Regions from separate parts of the Homo sapiens genome. Here region 2 is linked to region 1. A link is a loop called in an ENCODE intact Hi-C map of the cell type or tissue named here. Cell type or tissue: adrenal gland. All regions are shown on one strand.

Region 1 (2,500 bases):
CTCTGGGAGGGTTCTCAGAGAACCTCTGGTCCTGCCCTGTGCAGGTCGGAAAGGGAAACTGAGGCTGAGAAGGGCACGTGGCTTCCGCAGACCACGCACCAGTGAGGGGAGGCCCTGGTGAGAGGCCCGGGCAGGGGCGGGGTTGGCGGGGTCCTGGGAGGCGGCCGCTGGATTCTCTCCCTACCCACCCCAAGGTCTCCCGGTTTCCCCCCAGCCCAGCTCCTGTTCTTGCCCCACGTGGAGCTGAGGACAAACTTCCCCGAGGTGCTGGAGTCAATTTCACAGACTGGCCAGGACCCTGCCGCAGGCCACAGCTCTGCCCAGTGCTGGGGAGCCCCCTGGCCAAGGGTGGGGGAAGCTTGTAGCCCTGTCCTTGCCTTCCCCTGCACTCACTGCAGTCCAGCTGGCCCGGCTCCTCCTGGCCCTGGCTCCCTCTCCCCGCTCAAACTCCAGACCCCAGCTCCAGGGCGAGGGGGCTCTGTGGGTCCTGGGCCCTCTGCCTGCGGCTGACTTCCTAGCCCACTCCAGGCTCAGGCAGGCGGGCGCCACGCGGCCCTGTGGTTCCTCCTGACTGAAGTGTGATCCCCACCCGGCCCTGGCTGCGCCCAGCCTGCCGGAAGCCGGCCCAGCACAACCGCCCACCGACTCGCTCCCCCAGCTCTTAGGGACTGCCCTGAAGCCGACCCCTGCTCCGCGTGGTTCTCTCATTGTGTGTGTGTGTGTGTGTGTGTGTGTGTGTGTGTGCGTGCGCGTGTGTGGCAGTCCCAGCTCCTCCATTAGGTTGAGAGCTCCGTGAGCCACTCCGGGGACCCCACACCCCTGTGCTAAAAAAGATGGGGACTAGAGGCTCAGGACACCCCACCCCCAGACCCCTCTGCCCATGCCCAGCTAAGGGCTGAGCACAGAGGAGTCGGGGCCTAAGCCTTCTAGTTCTCTCTCACTCTCCCAACCAGCGATGGGGCCGTGGCTTCTCTCTGAACACAGTTTGGCGGCAGGGGCGCGGGTCCTTCTCTTCCGAGGACCTTGTGGCGGGCATTGTTTGGTGGGGCTGCGGTTAGAAGGGCAATTTCCAGGCCCGGCTGTTGCCTCCTGCTGCTCCCTTGTGGCCAGTCAGCTCATTGCAGGGCAGATGATAGAACCCAAGTTTACTTTCCAGTACGGGCACAGCGATAACGAGGTTGATAAAACCAGTGAACTGGCTTGCCTGTGACTCTAGGGTCTCTTCAGCCGCAAGTGGGCTCATCTCCTGTCCTGATGCCGAGGAGGATCACTTGAACAACTGCCTAAGACCCAGAGTCCTGGGGATGGCCCAGTCTGAGTTCTTCATGGAAAATTGTCCTCTGAATCCACCGGGAGGAGGAAGGATGATCTAAAAAGGGAGGGAGGCAAGGAGAAGCTCCTAAGACAGCAAAGGCCAGAGACAGCCGGGGTCTGGACCCCTGCACCCTGCAGGCGAGAGCTGGAAGGACTCTCAGAGTGCAATGGCTCCATCTCAGCTCACTGCAACCTCCGCCTCCCAGGTTCAAGCGATTCTCCTGCTTCAGCCTCCTAAGTAGCTGGGATTACAGGCGCCCGCCACCACACCCGGCTAATTTTTTTGTATTTTTAGTAGAGACGGGGTTTCACCATGTCGGTCAGGCTGGTCTTGAACTCTTGGCCTTATGTGATCCACTCGCCTTGGCCTCCCAAAGTGCTGAGATTACAGGCATGAGCCACCGCGCCTGGCCTCCAGCAAACTTCGTTTAAAAAAGCAAGACCTTTTTTGTTTTTTCCCTACTGAAATCCTACTCAGAAGCCCATATTGTAAGCTTAGGTAAGTAGAGCTGCCGTGGAGGCCTGTGAGGAGGTGGGGAGTTGCCAGAGGGTCCCTGAAAGTGAGATAGGGTGGGGCATTGCATAAAGGCAGGGAAGAGGTGGATCCAGGACTGGCAACAAAACGCAGGATTCAGAATCCAAGTATTCACGAGCAGCATCCGGTGCAAGCTGGGGGATGGTGAGATGCAAGAGATAGGACAACTGCCATGTGACCTTAGGGCATTTTAAGGAGGTGTGACCTGGAGACTGCTGTGATTGGAAAGACTGCTGGGAGGGAAAAAGAGGAATGGGCAGGTTCGGGGTGAAAAGTGAGGAGAAGCGCCAGACTTATGTTGTTTCTTTCACCTGGTAGGTGCCTCCCCTCCTCCCCCACCCCACCCCTGCTTTTTTTTTTTTTTTTTTTTTTTTTTTTTTTCAGATGGAGTCTGGCTCTGTGACCCAGGCTGGAGTGCAGTGGTGCGATCTGGCTCACTGCAACCTCTGTCTCCCGGGTTCAAGCGATTCTCATGCCTCAGCTTCCTGAGTAGCTGGGATTATAGGTGTGCACCACCACACCTGGCTGATTTTTGTATTTTTAGAAGAGATGGGGTTTTACCATGTTGGCCAGGCTGGTCTCGAACTCCCGAGCTCAAGTGATCCGCCCACCTCGGCCTCCCAAAGTGCTGGGATTACAGGCGTGAGCCAC
Region 2 (2,500 bases), 310 kb before region 1:
ACCTATTGTTCCAAGTGCTTTACCTCACTGAATCCTCACAACACCTAGGAAAGCACTCTTTTTTGGTTGTTGTTTTTTGTTTTTGTTTTGATATGGGGTCTTGCTCTCTCACCCAGGCTGGAGTGCAGTGGTGCAATCTAGGCTCATTGCAACCTCCGCCTCCCAGGTTCAAGCAATTCTCCTGCCTCAGCTTCCCGAGTAGCTGGGATTAAGGGCACACACCACCACGCCCAGCTAATTTTTGTATTTTTAGTAGAGATGGGGTTCCACCATGTTGGCCAGGCTGGTCTTGAACTCCTGACCTCAGGTGATCCCAGCTGCCTCGGCCTCCCAAAGTGCTGGGATCACAGGTGTGAGCCACCACGCCCGGCCGGAAGGCACTCTTGTTCCCATTTTACAGAGGGAGAAACTGAGACATAGGGAGTTGAAGGAACTTGCCAGAGGTCACAGAGCAGTTAAATGGCAGAGCCAAAGTGGGAAGGATGGAGTGATGGCAGCCTTGGCTCTGGGCCTAGTCACCATCCTTCCCTGGCTTAAAAAAACCACTGCCTCTTGTTGGGCCTCAGTTTCCACCCCTGTGAAGTAGGACACAGTCCCTCTCCTGCTGGCCTCTCAGACCCTAGGGTTTGAGAAGCTGCCTGTGATTCTCTCAAGTGATGTGTGCAGGGGGAGGTGGCTATGATTGCTCTGGGGCTGCTGATGATGGAGCCTGCCTGACGAGCCCCCACCTTCCTCATTGATTAGGTGCTCACATATGCAGATACGGCCATAGGTGCTGGGGAAACAGTGATGATGTCCTCCTGAGGGACGGGGCAGACAGACACAGGTACATAGACAGATATGTAAAACGATTGTACATTGCAGTGATCTGTGAAGGAAGCAGCATGGAGCGGAGACAGATTACATCAGCCTGGGTGATCAGGGAAGGCCTCTGAGGATGTGATATTAAGCTGACAAGTAAGACCTTTCCTGTGAAGAAAGGCATTCCTGGAAAAAGGAACAGCAAGTGCTAAGGCCCTGAGGCAGGAGAGAGCCTGACAGCAAAGGGAGGCCAGTGCAGCTGGGCCAAAGGAAGCAAGCGAGGGGGAGGGTGGCAGGAAGTGGGGACAGGTCAGGCAGGGTCCTGTCATCCTGGGCACGATTTGGGGTTTGTGTGACCTGGATGAGGAGGTCACAGGAAGACTTTCAGGTAGAGCCATGGTGGCATCTGACTTCTAGGTTTAAAGACTCCCTCTGGCTCTGGTGTGGAAAAGAGAGTGCAGCTGAGCTTGCATCAGAGATTCCTGTTATGGGTCAGGGTGTGTCTGGGCACGAGATGATGGGAGCCTGGCTGGGCTGACATAGTGGAAGTGGGGAGAGGACGGATGCTGAATGCAGCTTGAAGGTGAAATCAGCAGCACTGGTGGCATATAGGAGGTGAAGATAAAAGGAGATTAAGGACGATGAATTCCTAGTTTTCTGGCTAAAACCGTGATGTTCTAGGCCTGTGGCTCAGCACCAATGTCCAAGCCTGTCCTGCCTAAGGGCAAGATGCCTCCTCGCTGGGGTCAGTGGACCCTGTGAGGGCTGAATCCTATGTGTCCGGTTTTTTTTTTTTTTTTAACTTTTAAGACAGGGTTTTGCTCTATCGCCCAGGTTGGAGTGCAGTGGCACAATCACAGCTCACCGCAGCCCCAAACTCCTGGGCCCAAGCCATTCTTCCACCTCAGCCTCCCAAAGTGCTGAGATTACAGGTGTGAGCCACCACTGGCTCCTGTGTGTTTTATTAACTGCATAGCCCCGGGGTGCTCAGGGAGTATTTGTTGAATGAACCAATGAATCAGTGCCTGGGAATTCCCAAGTCCTGTCCTCTCTTTGCCTCAGTTGACCCATCTGTAAAAGAGACCACTAGTTTCATAAACCCCTCTCCAAGCTCCTTGCCTGGGGGGTCTGGTCACCCCAGAAGGGCTGTGCCCATCTGTGCCAGGAGTCAGGACCATGCTTTAAGCAGGCCCTGGCTCCCCATCCCATCCCCCAGCCTGAAACCTCAAATTACCTATGGGGTGGGGGCTGCCCCAGAGGTGTTTCCATCGTGCCCAGATGCGCATGGCAGGCCCAGCCCTCCCTTAATGACACCTTGCCTGCCTGCCCTCCTGCTGGGGTAGGAGGGGAGGGGGCCCCTGGCCCAGCCTAAGCTGTAGTTTCTTTTTCCATTGCGTCAGGCCTCAGGGTCCAGTACGCCTGGCTGCTGCTGGGCTGGCGCAGAGGGACCCACTCTTCCCCCCGCCTGCCCCAACTCCAGACATCATGTGCTCCCCGTTTCGGGGATCCAGAAGCTTCCAGCCAGAGGGTGAGTTGGAGATGGGAGGACCTGCCCCTGGCTCGGGGAGGAGTTCCCTTCCCACCCACCCATTGCTCACTCTAGCCAGGGCCTGAGCCGATCCAGGTGGAGTTGCAGTGAGCTGGGGGCTCCTGGCCCAGCCACCGCCCCCTGCCCCTGTGACCTGTCCCTCCTGCCCAC

The links. Peaks named below come from ENCODE experiments on the same cell type or tissue, not always from the same donor. Only the 100,000 strongest peaks of a DNase experiment are listed, where the experiment ranks them.
Region 2: a loop joins it to region 1, with 2.8 times the contacts of the local background. A loop is called at or near these places in 9 of 110 quality-filtered maps.

Annotation. Positions count from the first base shown.
Region 1 is chr16:57,416,122-57,418,621 of GRCh38, forward strand. No RefSeq gene overlaps it. Among named protein-coding and RNA genes, the nearest start is that of CCL17, 13 kb to the left of the region's middle. RefSeq lists enhancers at 1-511, 512-1,027, 1,544-2,058. In adrenal gland, CTCF peaks have their summits at 1,097 (motif pointing left) and 1,312; DNase peaks (open chromatin) are centred at 511 and 1,080; H3K4me3 peaks cover 590 bases; H3K27ac peaks cover 639 bases.
Region 2 is chr16:57,103,846-57,106,345 of GRCh38, forward strand. The region is part of intron 1 of CPNE2 (copine 2); the gene reads left to right. Among named protein-coding and RNA genes, the nearest start is that of CPNE2, 13 kb to the left of the region's middle. RefSeq lists enhancers at 1-237, 1,517-2,116. In adrenal gland, no CTCF peak of the experiment used is centred here; no DNase peak of the experiment used is centred here.